Regions from separate parts of the Homo sapiens genome. Here regions 1 and 3 are each linked to region 2. A link is a contact called in ENCODE Hi-C or POLR2A ChIA-PET data. All regions are on one chromosome and are shown on one strand. Each heading gives the region's core, a stretch centred on a gene start or an enhancer-like site at or near the end of the contact. The rest is flanking DNA. Distances are from core to core; before and after follow the strand shown. Region 1 overlaps VMP1 (vacuole membrane protein 1). Region 2 overlaps YPEL2 (yippee like 2). Region 3 has its middle 4.5 kb from the start of MIR21.

The links. A loop is a pair of places that touch in the nucleus more often than their neighbours do. ChIA-PET counts read pairs that join two places held with the same protein, here RNA polymerase II (POLR2A). Pooled maps may share reads with other maps.
Region 1: a map of chondrocyte shows a loop between it and region 2 (2.4-fold over the local background). The contact joins two enhancer-like sites. A Hi-C loop is called at or near these places in 1 of 168 maps with a recorded cell type or tissue (chondrocyte), 2 of 37 single-sample maps with no recorded cell type and 8 of 50 pooled maps. POLR2A ChIA-PET finds 5 or more read pairs at or near these places in 1 of 52 experiments (GM12878).
Region 3: a pooled map shows a loop between it and region 2 (4-fold over the local background). The contact joins two enhancer-like sites. A Hi-C loop is called at or near these places in 1 of 168 maps with a recorded cell type or tissue (ascending aorta), 3 of 37 single-sample maps with no recorded cell type and 8 of 50 pooled maps. POLR2A ChIA-PET finds 5 or more read pairs at or near these places in 3 of 52 experiments (HEK293, activated B cell and activated naive CD4-positive, alpha-beta T cell).

Annotation. Positions count from the first base shown.
Region 1 is chr17:59,785,316-59,789,301 of GRCh38, forward strand. All of the region lies in intron 7 of VMP1 (vacuole membrane protein 1), which reads left to right. Among named protein-coding and RNA genes, the nearest start is that of MIR21, 54 kb to the right of the region's middle. RefSeq lists an enhancer at 1,126-1,605. Within about 2 kb of position 1,301, at least 30 of the 41 ENCODE cell types and tissues checked have a DNase peak (open chromatin) inside an H3K27ac peak, as active enhancers do; they include GM12878, where a contact is called at or near this core.
Region 2 is chr17:59,361,050-59,364,557 of GRCh38, forward strand. All of the region lies in intron 2 of YPEL2 (yippee like 2), which reads left to right. Among named protein-coding and RNA genes, the nearest start is that of MIR4729, 3.3 kb to the right of the region's middle. Within about 2 kb of position 1,447, at least 9 of the 41 ENCODE cell types and tissues checked have a DNase peak (open chromatin) inside an H3K27ac peak, as active enhancers do; they include GM12878, where a contact is called at or near this core.
Region 3 is chr17:59,843,903-59,847,583 of GRCh38, forward strand. It overlaps the pseudogene RNU6-450P. Among named protein-coding and RNA genes, the nearest start is that of MIR21, 4.5 kb to the left of the region's middle. RefSeq lists an enhancer at 2,637-3,625 and a silencer at 3,664-3,681. Within about 2 kb of position 1,834, at least 36 of the 41 ENCODE cell types and tissues checked have a DNase peak (open chromatin) inside an H3K27ac peak, as active enhancers do.

The sequences.
Region 1 (3,986 bases), core at 51-2,550, 420 kb after region 2:
GCTATCAGAATAGGAAATTTAAAATTAAATCAGAAATGTAAAAGTCTTAAAACTTCACCTTTTCAAAGAATATCGGGGCCTGGCATGATGACTCATGCCTGTAATCCCAGCACTTTGGGAGGCCAAGGCAGGTGGATCATTTGAGGTCAGGGGCTAAAGACCAGCCTGACCAACATGGTGAAACCTTGTAAAAATACAAAATTTTTTGTACTAAAAATACAAAAATTAGCTGGGCATGATGGCAGGCATGTGTAATCCCAGCTACTTGGGAGGCTGAGGAACGAGAATCGCTTGAACCCGAGAGGCAGAGGTTGCAGTGAGCTGAGATCACACCACTGCACTCCAGCCTAGGTGACAGAGTGAGATTCCATCTCAAAAAAAAAAAAAAAAAAGATAAAAAAGAATATCAGTTTTTTTCCTCTATTTTCATATCAATTAGCTTGTCTTTCTGTTGAGTATCGTTCATGAGTCTGCCGACCATTTTAGGTTGAATATTTCCTCAAAGGCTATTTTATAGTTTCTGAATTTAATCTTTTTTTAAGGGAACATTTTTAGGTTCTATTTAGGACTATAGTAATTAATGTAATTAATAATCAATAATTGCTACCTACTCTGTATGTTGAAGCTAAATCCCCAAATTAAGTTTTAATACTAGTATCTTTTACCTTACTAATTTCTATTAAATTTAAGGCTGAAAAAAATCTTATTTTTTAGCTTAATAGGATCTTTGTCCTATTCAGAAGTTTTGAGTTATTTACATTATTTTACTAGTGAAAATATAAAACCAAAAAACAGTTTATTAGTTGTAATGGTAGTTCTCATTCTTATGGCCAATGCCTTTTTTTTAATGCAGTAAAACAAAATAGACATTTATCTAGCGAACATCCCTTTTCAAACTATAGGGTCAAAGTGAAGGATTCTTTTGATAATGATAGAATATGTGTTTGATCATTTGAGTTTAAAGACTATGGGAAAGGAATTGATAAGATTATTTAAATACTCACGAAAGTGCTTTGGCATTCCACTAATGCTATTCTCTTTTAAGCACATTTTCCTATGAAGTGTGTGCGGTTGCAGTTGCCTACACCATGTCAATGCCTGCTGGTTTTTCCTGCTGTGAAGTTTTTCCTTTACATACACAGATTCATGAAAGAGTTTATGGTGTAGATGATCTGAAACTAAACAGGACACATTTTCATACACTTTAGTACCATTTGAAGACTCTGGGTGTCAGTTGTTGCTGGGACCTGTTTTTGACTCTGATGAACCTTTACTGGTTGTGGTTTGTCTGGCCATCACATGACTTCTCTGAAAATTCCCCCTCCCCTTCATTTCCAGTAAACTGTTTGAGCAGGAGTGAGTCACAGTGAAACCAGCTTCCCTGTAACCACAGGGCTTGTTAAAGAATTTGTCAGCGTGGACTCTAGAGGGTTTGCATTAAGCTTTGCAGTAACTGTTATGGTTTGTGTTGCGTCAGGAGTTCCACAGAAAAGCTTCCTGCTTGCAGGATCTCTTGCTTGTTTGCAAAGAGTTAAACTGATCAACTTTACCATAGTGAACATGAGAGACACATGTTAAACACACTTCTTTATCATTAAAGGCGTTGTCAAAACTACCAAGAATTAGTGTAGTTTCTCTTTTCATAATCAACCAACCACACCCAATAATGTTTAGTTTTTGAAAAGGCGGGCCTGGTAGATAGTCTTTCACAGTTGGCTCATGATTTTATCACAAAGTACCATCAAAATTAAGCAATTTTAAGTGGTCTTGATGGATTCTGTTACAGGATATTTTGACTATTCGCACAGTTAGGTGTCGGTACCAAAGGTCACTTACTTGCACTTTGTTCATCAAGAAAAGGTAGCACTTAGAGTAATTCTGGAGTTGTGATGTCTAAGCACACTTAGCATGATTTATAGTGGAATTCTTCGTGCCCCCTTTTACTTGCTTTCTCTAGAAGCATTTACTTTATTTTGAACTCTTTTGCCACCTCACTCGCAGACTTTAATCTTTCTCCCTTTTAATTTCTTCTATTTCTTTAACTCATTCCCATATTATCAACAAGGAAAGATAGTTGCAATGTGATGCAAGCTGTTAAATGAATGGCCAGTGGGAAACTTGTCTTCTCAACATACATTCCCAAGTGCATTTCTTTTTACATGCGCATTTCTGTATTTAGCCTTGTCACCTTTAGCTAGACTTACTTATCTAAAAAATAAATTTAGGCTGGGCACAATGGCTCACGACTGTAATCCCAGCATTTTGGGAGGCTGAGGCGGGTGGATCACCTGAGGTCAGGAGTTTGAGACCAGCTTGGCCAACATGGTGAAACCCCATCTCTACTAAAAATACAAAAATTAGTGGGGCATGGTGGCAGGTGCCTGTAATCCTGCTACTCAGGAGGCTGAGGCAAGAGAATTGCTTGAACCAGGGAGGCAGAGGATGCAGTGAGCCGAGATCGTGCCACTACACTCCAGCCTGGGTGACAGAGTGAACTTTGTCTCAAAAATAATTAATTAATTAGTTAATTAATTAATTTAGTGAAAACTTTTAAACTCGACCTCCTAAAAATTTCTTTTATTCGGCTTACACTTTTGTAACAAAATAAGAAAAACATTCTAAAAAATGTGGAAGCTAGTTATTCCTCACAGGAAAAAATATACAATAATGAAGTTTGAAATTGTTTATGTTTTAGCCATGCTGTCAGTCATCAAACTAAATTTAAAAAAATTATTTGTTTTGATGACAAAGCAATTATCATTGAAACAAGATGATTTTCAAATGAAAATACGAGGTTAATGCAGTCCAGTCATTAGCAGGGAAAAAAAGAATAAATATTTAAGGTTTTTCTTGTTAGGTTGCTTTGCACATTGGAGTAGAAAATAGTTTTGGGCTTGGCGCGTTGGCTCAGGCCTGTAATCCCAGCACTTTGGGAGGCTGAGGGGGACGGATCACAAAGTCAGGAGCTCTAGACCAGCCTGGCCAAGATGGTGAAACACCGTCTCTACTAAAAATACAAAAATTACTCAGGCATGTTGGAGAGCTCCGGTAGTCCCAGCTACTCAGGAGGCTGAGGCAGGAGAATCGCTTGAACCCGGGAGGCGTACATTTTAGTGAGCCGAGATCCCACCACTGCACTCCAGCCTGGGTGATGGAGAGAGACTCAGTCTCCAAAAAAAAAAGAAGAAAAAAGAAAATAGTTTTGTGGCTGGGCATGGTGGCTCACGCCTGTAATCCCAGCACTTTGGGAGGCCGAGGTGAGCGGATCACCTGAGGTCGGAAGTTCCAGACCAGCCTGGCCAATAATGGCGAAACCCCGTCTCTACTAAAACTACAAAAAAATTAGCTGGGTGTGCTGGCGGGTGCTTCTAGTCCCAGCTGCTTGGGAGGCTGAGGTAGGAGAACTGCTTGAACCCAGAGGCAGAAGTTGCAGTGAGCTGAGATCACACCACTGCACTCCAGCCTGGGCAACAGAGCTAGACTCCATCTAAAAAAAAAAAAAAAGAAAGAAAGAAAATAATTTTGTGTTATGTCTGCTTGTTCTTTTCACTTCCACACCTGTTTGCAGATATGGCGGTGGAAAAAGCACTGGGTAAGCATTAGGTTACCTTTGTTAAACTAAAGTCTTTTTTTTTTTTTCAGGTTTGTGTTTCAAACACCTTTTATAAAATGCCTTTAGAAAGGCCCCTTTTGGGCCGGGCGCCATGGCTCATGCCTGTAATCCTAGCGCTCTGGGAGGCCGAGGAGGGTGGATCACGAGGTCAGGAGATCAAGACCATCCTGGCTAACACGGTGAAATCCCGTCTCTACTAAAAATACAAAAAATTAGCCTGGCGTGGTGGCACGCACCTGTAGTCCCAGCTACTCTGGAGGCTGAGGCAGGAGAATCCCTTGAACCTGGGAAGCAGAGATTGCAGTGAGAGAAAAAAAAAAAAGATAAAAGAAAAAAAGGCCCCTTTTGGCTGGGCGCAGTGGTTTACGCCTAT
Region 2 (3,508 bases), core at 197-2,696:
TCGACCTCCTGACCTCAAGCAATCCACCTGCCTCTGCCTGCCAAAGTGCTGGGATTACAGATGTGAGCCACCGCACGCAGCTTGGGATAATTTGTATAGCACGGTTGGTCCACAGTGGGACCATTTTAACTATATCTGAAGAGTTTCTGGTGTATGTGGGTGACGGCAGTGGGGACTGTGCCTATACTTGCTCTTATCATCTTATTGATTCCATTCTGTCTTTGCACAAATACTAATTACGTACTCTGTGTGTGTGTGCGCGTGCATGCACATAGCACTATTCTAGATATTATAATACTACTCAAAAATTTTGTCAGGGAACTTTTATCCTAGTTTGGGAGATAATAGATTCATGTTATGCCTTCTTGAAGTTTCTACTTCATCTTATGTTTCTCTTAAAGCAGTTATCACAGTGTGATGACGCATGTTTCCCATTAGCCTGTGAATTACTTGAGGAGATGATTGTGACATCGTTTTTGTGTCTCTAGCAGCAGCACAGCTCCTAAGACTGGTAGATTCTCAGTGAATATTTGAGTGAATGACTTATTACTCAGATAGAGATCTTTATCAGTGAGTTTCAATCTGGGTCCGTGGACTGGCTTCAAGGACTCCATGAAATTGCATGTGTCATTCTGTGGGCATGTATATTTTTCTAGAGAGGGTTTCATGGCTTTCATCAGGCTCTCCACCAAAGATACTGTTGGTTAAAAAAGGAAAAAAACACACACACAACCAAACTTTAAGATCCATCTTTCTAGAAAATGCAGTTCTGGGAAGACTTGGTGGAAGAAGTGGCATTGAAGTGTGCCTGGAAGCAGAAGCCTCAAATGATGGGGAGGAGCTGGTAAAAGGAGCATCAGGAACAAAGAGCCAGAGGCAGGGAGCACACAGGGAGCAGCCGTTCTTTGGGGTAGAGGTTGAAAAACTGTGAAAACATTAAAGGTGTAGGTAGAAGCCAGATTATTAGAAGAATAGAAGCTAGGATGTTGTCCCATTGACAGTTGGTTGCTACTGAAGACTTTTAAGCAAGTAATGACATGACCAGCAAATGGTTAGTGCTGCTGTGGTGTGGTAGATGAACTAGTGAGGAAGAGACTAGAATGGGGCAAGTGGTGTCTGTCCATTGCAGTGGTCCGAATGTGTTCCAGGTACATGGTGGTCATTCAGCAAATACTCATTGACCACTGCTTGGCAAAGAAATAGAAGCATTCTATGGTTTTTTTTTTTTTTTAATTGTGTTTATCATGTGTAGGCATGGACAAGGGGAATTGGGTTCAGGAAGTCACATGCTTTAAATGGGAGGCAGACCTGTCGCACAGTCACGCCTGCTCCCTGTGAAAATTAATGATCTGGGCACACATAGAGTTGCTCACCAATTTAGTATCAAGGGAGCTGCTGGGACCAAATCTGGTGAATCATCTTTATGTTTTGTTTTTCTTTTGCTGCAGACTGCAGGCAGCTGGAGCACAAAATCTGCTCAAATGTGATTCTTTCTGTGTGGTTACTTTAAATACCAAAAGGAAATGTTGACTTGAGCGATGAGGCGTACCCTGAAAATTAACTCTGTGGTTTGCAGATGCCTTTAAGGTTCCAATCATAAGACTGGTTTGTATATTAGCGTCTAGGCTCTCAGCAGGGACACTGGTAATCAAGCTTGTGTTCCCAGTCAGAAATCCAAAGAAACTCTTTTTCATCAGGGTGTTCAACCTGGGAAGCAAGGAGTGGGTGCAGGATCCCTCTGTTTCTGTTTGAGCAGTGGCACTCCCTCTGGCCTCTGGAATGGTAAATCTGCACCATTGCTAGCTTGGCTGTTTGCGTTTGGGGGCTGACTAGAATCCACTGTCATACACTACTTGTTCAGTTCAATATTTCTTGTGCTTTAAACAACATTTAAACCTAGATGGTAGGGATAAGATGATTCCTGCACTTAAAGAGCCTGTGATGTTTAGGAAACAAGGGAATGCAAGGCTCACCATGGAGGGTAGAAGAATGTTACAGATAAGGTTGTTTGGTGTTGTAACAAACACACAAGATGGAAAATCTATGTTGCTGCTATTAGCTACTATTGATTGAACACCTTCTTAGTTTCTATGTATATATAGATATATATATAGAGAGAGAGAGAGACAGGGTCTCGCTATGTTGCCTAGACTGGTCTCAAACTCCTGACCTCAAGCAGACTTCCCACCTCAGCATCCCAAAGTGTTGGGATTACAGGTGAGCCACCACACTGGTCCTAAAGACTTACCCTTTTTTTTTTTCTTTTTTTTTTTTTTGAGATGGAGTCCCACTCCGTTGCCCAAGCTGCAGTGCAGTGGCGTGATCTCTGCTCACTGCAGCCTCCGCCTTTTGGGTTCGAGCAATTCTCCTGCCTCAGCCTCCCAAGTAGCTGGGATTACAGGCATCCGCCACCAGGCCCGGCTAATTTTTGTATTTTTAGTAAAGGTGTGGTTTCACCATGTTGGCCAGGCTGCTCTCGAACTCCTGACCTGACCTCAAGTGATCCACCTGCCTCAGCCTCCCAAAATGCTGGGATTACAGGCATGAGCCGCCGCACCCAGCTGAACACTTTCCTCTTTATTGAGCACCTACTGTGTGCCAGGAACTCCTTTAGGTATTTTACTTACTCCATCACTTATTTTACAACATCCTTTCAATGTGGGGATTAAGGCCATAGGTTACCAGGTTACCAAGAAGCCAGATGGGTTCAGATTCAGATCTGCTCATGTACTTTTTGCTACCGCTTCGCAGTGTGGCCTAGGTTCTTTTGGCCTTGCCTATTTTATGGTCTTACTCAGTAATCCTTGTGGCAAATCCCACCCTTTCTTCCCTCCTGTCATTTCCTTTGCCTTGGTGAATCCTTCTCCTTTCCTCTCTCTCTATTCAGTTCCTACCCATTCTTGAAGACCAGTTCACATCTTTTTTTCTTCTAGTGAGTCTTCCTGGCTTATAGGATGCTCTGAATGTCTGTAGAACTCACTCTCTGGTTGTTCATTTGGAAATTAATGACTGTCTTGTGGTATGGTCTGTGTTGTTATGGTTGCGTGCACTTTTTATGTATAATTGTCTTGCTTCCTAACAAGATTCTCAATGTCCTGGAGTCATAGATGCTCAGAACTTTGTGGCTGGAGGTACCTTTGAACCTGGAGTTTCTAGTTCAACTCCTCATTTTACAGATTAGGAAACCAAGGCCCAGAGAGAAACTGAGGGCCTCTTGATTTTGCACTTTGCCACCTCCCCCGACACACCACTTTGCACATAGCTGGTGCACATAGCCCTGGGAGAGGGCTGGCATCTGGAAGATTGACAGTGTCAAGCGCTGTGATCTTGGGCAAGACTGTTCATCTCTCTGGCTCTCCCTTTTCTTCATTTATCCAAATGAGTGCAATAGGTTAGACTGTCTTTAAAGTTCCTTCTACTTCCCCCCTGCGTCTTCTGAGTCTAATGTAGTAGCATAAGATGATATGAGGCCATATAACATAGCAGCTCGTGGTATAACTCCGAGCCC
Region 3 (3,681 bases), core at 584-3,083, 480 kb after region 2:
GCTGAGGCAGGAATCGCTTGAACCCAGGAGGCAGAGGTTGCAGTGAGCCGAGATCTTGCCATTGCACTCCAGCCTGGGCAACAAGAGTGAAACTCCGTCTCAAAACAAACAAACAAAAAAGAGTTCAGTAAAAGTACAGCAATAAAAGTTATCCACCTCCACCACCCCAGCTTTTTTTTTTTTTTTTTTTTTTTTTTGAGAGTGAGGTTTTACTGTGTCACCCAGGCTGGAGTGTGGTGGCACAGTCATGGCTCTTTACAGCCTTGACCTCCCAGGCTCAAGAAATTCTCCTACCTCAGCCTCCCTGGCAAGGACCAGCATGAACCACCATACCTGGGTAATTTTTTAATTTTTTGTAAAGACAGGGTCTCAATATTTTGCCCAGGCCAGTCTTGAATTCCCAGGCTCGAGCGATCCTGCCGTGGCCTCCCAAAGTGCTGGGATGACAGGTGTGAGCCACCATGCTGGGCATTCCCAATGAAAGACTGAGGCCAGGCACAGTGGCTCACGCCTGTCATCCCAGCCTTTTGGGAGGCCAAGACAGGATCACTTGAGGTCAGGAGTTCAAGACCAGCCTGGCCAGCATGGTGAAACCCTATCTCTACTAAAAATACAAAAATTAGCCAGGCGTGGTGGCGTATGCCTGTAATCTCAGCTACTCGGGAAACAGGCAGGAGAGTCACTTGAACCCGGAAGGCAGACGTTGCAGTGACCTGAGATCGTGCCACTGCACTCCAGCCTGGGCAACAGAGCAAGACACCATCTCGCAAAAAAAAAAAAAAAAAAAAAAAAAAAGTGAGCATCTGATACACATGCAAGAATTTCACAACATTGCATTCACTCCTCCAGAAACAAAGATATATTTTAAAATGCTTTCTTAGCATATGTGCTCTGGTTTTCTAGCAGATACTCTGTCAAACTTTTGATAAGTGAAAAATTTACCGAAGAATTTAAAACCAAAAACAGTTTTTTAACTTTCCCACCTGAAAATATTGACCATTTTCTAATTTATTTTCATTATAAAGAATATTGGTTATCATGGTTGCTCATGCCTGTAATTCTAGCACTTTGGTAGGCCAAGGCAGGCAAATCACTCCTGAGCCCAGGAGTTCGAGACCAGCCTGGACAACATAATGAGACCTCCCTACAAAATATTTAAAAGTTAGCCAAGTGTGACAGTATGTGCCTATAGTCCCAGGCTGAGGTGGATCACCTCATTAGTGAGCCGTGATTGTGTCACTGCACTCCAGCCTGAGTGACACAGACCCTGCCTCAAAAAATATATATATAAATACTAAAACATCTGGAAGGAAAGAGGAGAAAAGGGAGTATCAGCTTTTAATACTTGTTACAAGGTCAGTCTAGAAAATACAGTGAGATTTGCTGGGTAAATAGGTTTTGAACCATGAAAAAATTGATGGCATGCAAGATCTTCCTCAATAGACCTAAGAGTCTCATTTCTATTAAAAAATACAAACAACTGCTTCATTTTATTCATAAATAATTTTTTGAGGTGCTACAAAAAATTAAAACTAAGCAGGAGTTTAAAGTTTTTGAAAAGCCAAGTAACATTTTATCTCTAACATTTATTGAATCCTCTCCAGTATTTACACAACGTAAATGAGATACTACACACAAAACCCTTGTGTCTGAAGGTAAATTTATTTATTCTCAAAGACAACAAGAAGAGAAAGCACATCATGTATTTTAAACTTTAGAAGCAACTGAGTCATTAGTGTCTGGTGGACAGGAGCTAGGGATCCTATCCCTTCCCAACAAGGCCAAGAGTTCACCTGAGGTAATGCATTTGCCTTGGGGGCGAGGCCTTGAATTGCAGCAAATAACCTGTGTGTATTTGCATATTTAACCAGTACTCTTAAGAAGGATTATACAAAAACCTGTTCCAGACAGCTGCTTACTCATTGCCTTTAAAATTGCGTGGTGCTGGGATTGGCAGGTGCCAACTGTTTGCTCATTCTCTTTGACCCACTAGCCTTGCAGTTTGCTGTGTGGGTGTTGATACTCCTAAATTAAAGCAGGGAAGGGGTGGTTTTAGATGGCTTTTAACACCTGCTCTCCACCCAAGCACCCTGGATTCATTTGATATCTGGATTCTAATTCTGTAGTCAGGAGACTGGCCCAAACTGTGGCCCAGAGAGAAGTGAGTCAGTTGCAAGTGGCTAGCTGACTCTATGGGAACAGAAATAAAATGCAGCTTAGAGAGTTTGTCAGCCAAATCCACAAATGTGTGGCTTTTTGAAACATTGGACATCTGTTCCTCTTAATTTAAAATAAACTTTTTTTTTTTTTTTTTTTAAGCACAAAGTTGCTTGGCTCCTTGTTTCTTTGTGTCAGCAGCAGTTGCTGCTCTAATTTAGGAACCCTAGGATCTGATTTAGGACATTTGGAATCTTTAAGGCACATTCGATCTAGAAAGTGGAACTGAATTGCTTTGGGAAGGCAAGAGGATGATTTTACAGTATAGGGTTTGTGTGGAAATCCCCTTCAGCAGTAATCAACCCAGGTGTCCAACCTGTTTGTTAACCATTTCCAAATGACTCAGAGGACCTAGAGGGAGGGCTTGAACACACTCCAGCACTGTTTCTACAATTTAGCCTTTATTTGCATTGGAAACCACATTCCTGAATTCTTGAGGGGGCAGGCTCTGGCTTATTCTGGGCAACTGACTTCAAGTGGGACCCCTGAGCTACCTATGTAAGCAAAGAGTCAGCCATCTCTGGAGAGTTACCAGGGAGGAGGATCTTTCTGTGAACTTGCTTTGATGACCTCCACCCAAAGCCCTTTGAGGAACAGTTTTGTTTATTCAAGGAGCCCTTGGCAGGTCACTCCTCCCCTACCACAAATCTAATCCAAATGCGACATTTTCCTTTGAGGCCATCTATCCCTTTTGGGGGACAAAACACATCAGCTTTTCCCTTCAGACCACTTTTGACTGAAGCAGTGATCAACATTGCTTAATTGTGTTCCAGTCTGTTTCCAGCGGGGAAAAAATGCTTTAGGGGAGTGAGGCAGTTAGGGATTTGAAAACAGGGATGGTGCCGCCTGAAGGTGGGGAATGACTTAGATCACTGTCTTCCTTTGGCTCCTCACCATGTTGTGTGGAGGAAACGAAAAGCAGCTCAAGTTCACTCCTCTTGGCAGTAGTGCAGAAGCCTGGCTTGCCACGGCCCTGGAGAACCATGTTTTTCCCAACTTTTTTTTTTTTCTTTTGAGACGGAGTTTCACTCTTGTTGCCGAGGCTGGAGTGCAGTGGCGCAATCTCGGCTCACTGCAGCCTCCGCCTTCCAGGTTCAAAGCGATTCTCCTGCCTCAGCCTCTCAAGTAGCTGGGATTACAGGTGCATGCCACCACACTCGGCTAATTTTTTGTATTTTTTTCAGTAGATACGGGGTTTCATCATGTTGGCCAGGCTGGTCTCGAACTCCTAACCTCAGGTGATCCACCCGCCTCGGCCTCCCAAAGTGCTGGGATTACAAGCATGAACCACCATGCCCAGCCTTTTTTTTTTTTTTTTTTTTTTTTAATACAGAACACAAATTTGAGTGTCATTCTTGTGCAGGGGCCATGCTAATCTTCTGTATATTGTTCCAATTTTGGTGTATGTGCTGCCAAAGCAAGCACCCAGCTTCTTTTCATTAGTTAAGAAGATGAAGGCCAAGA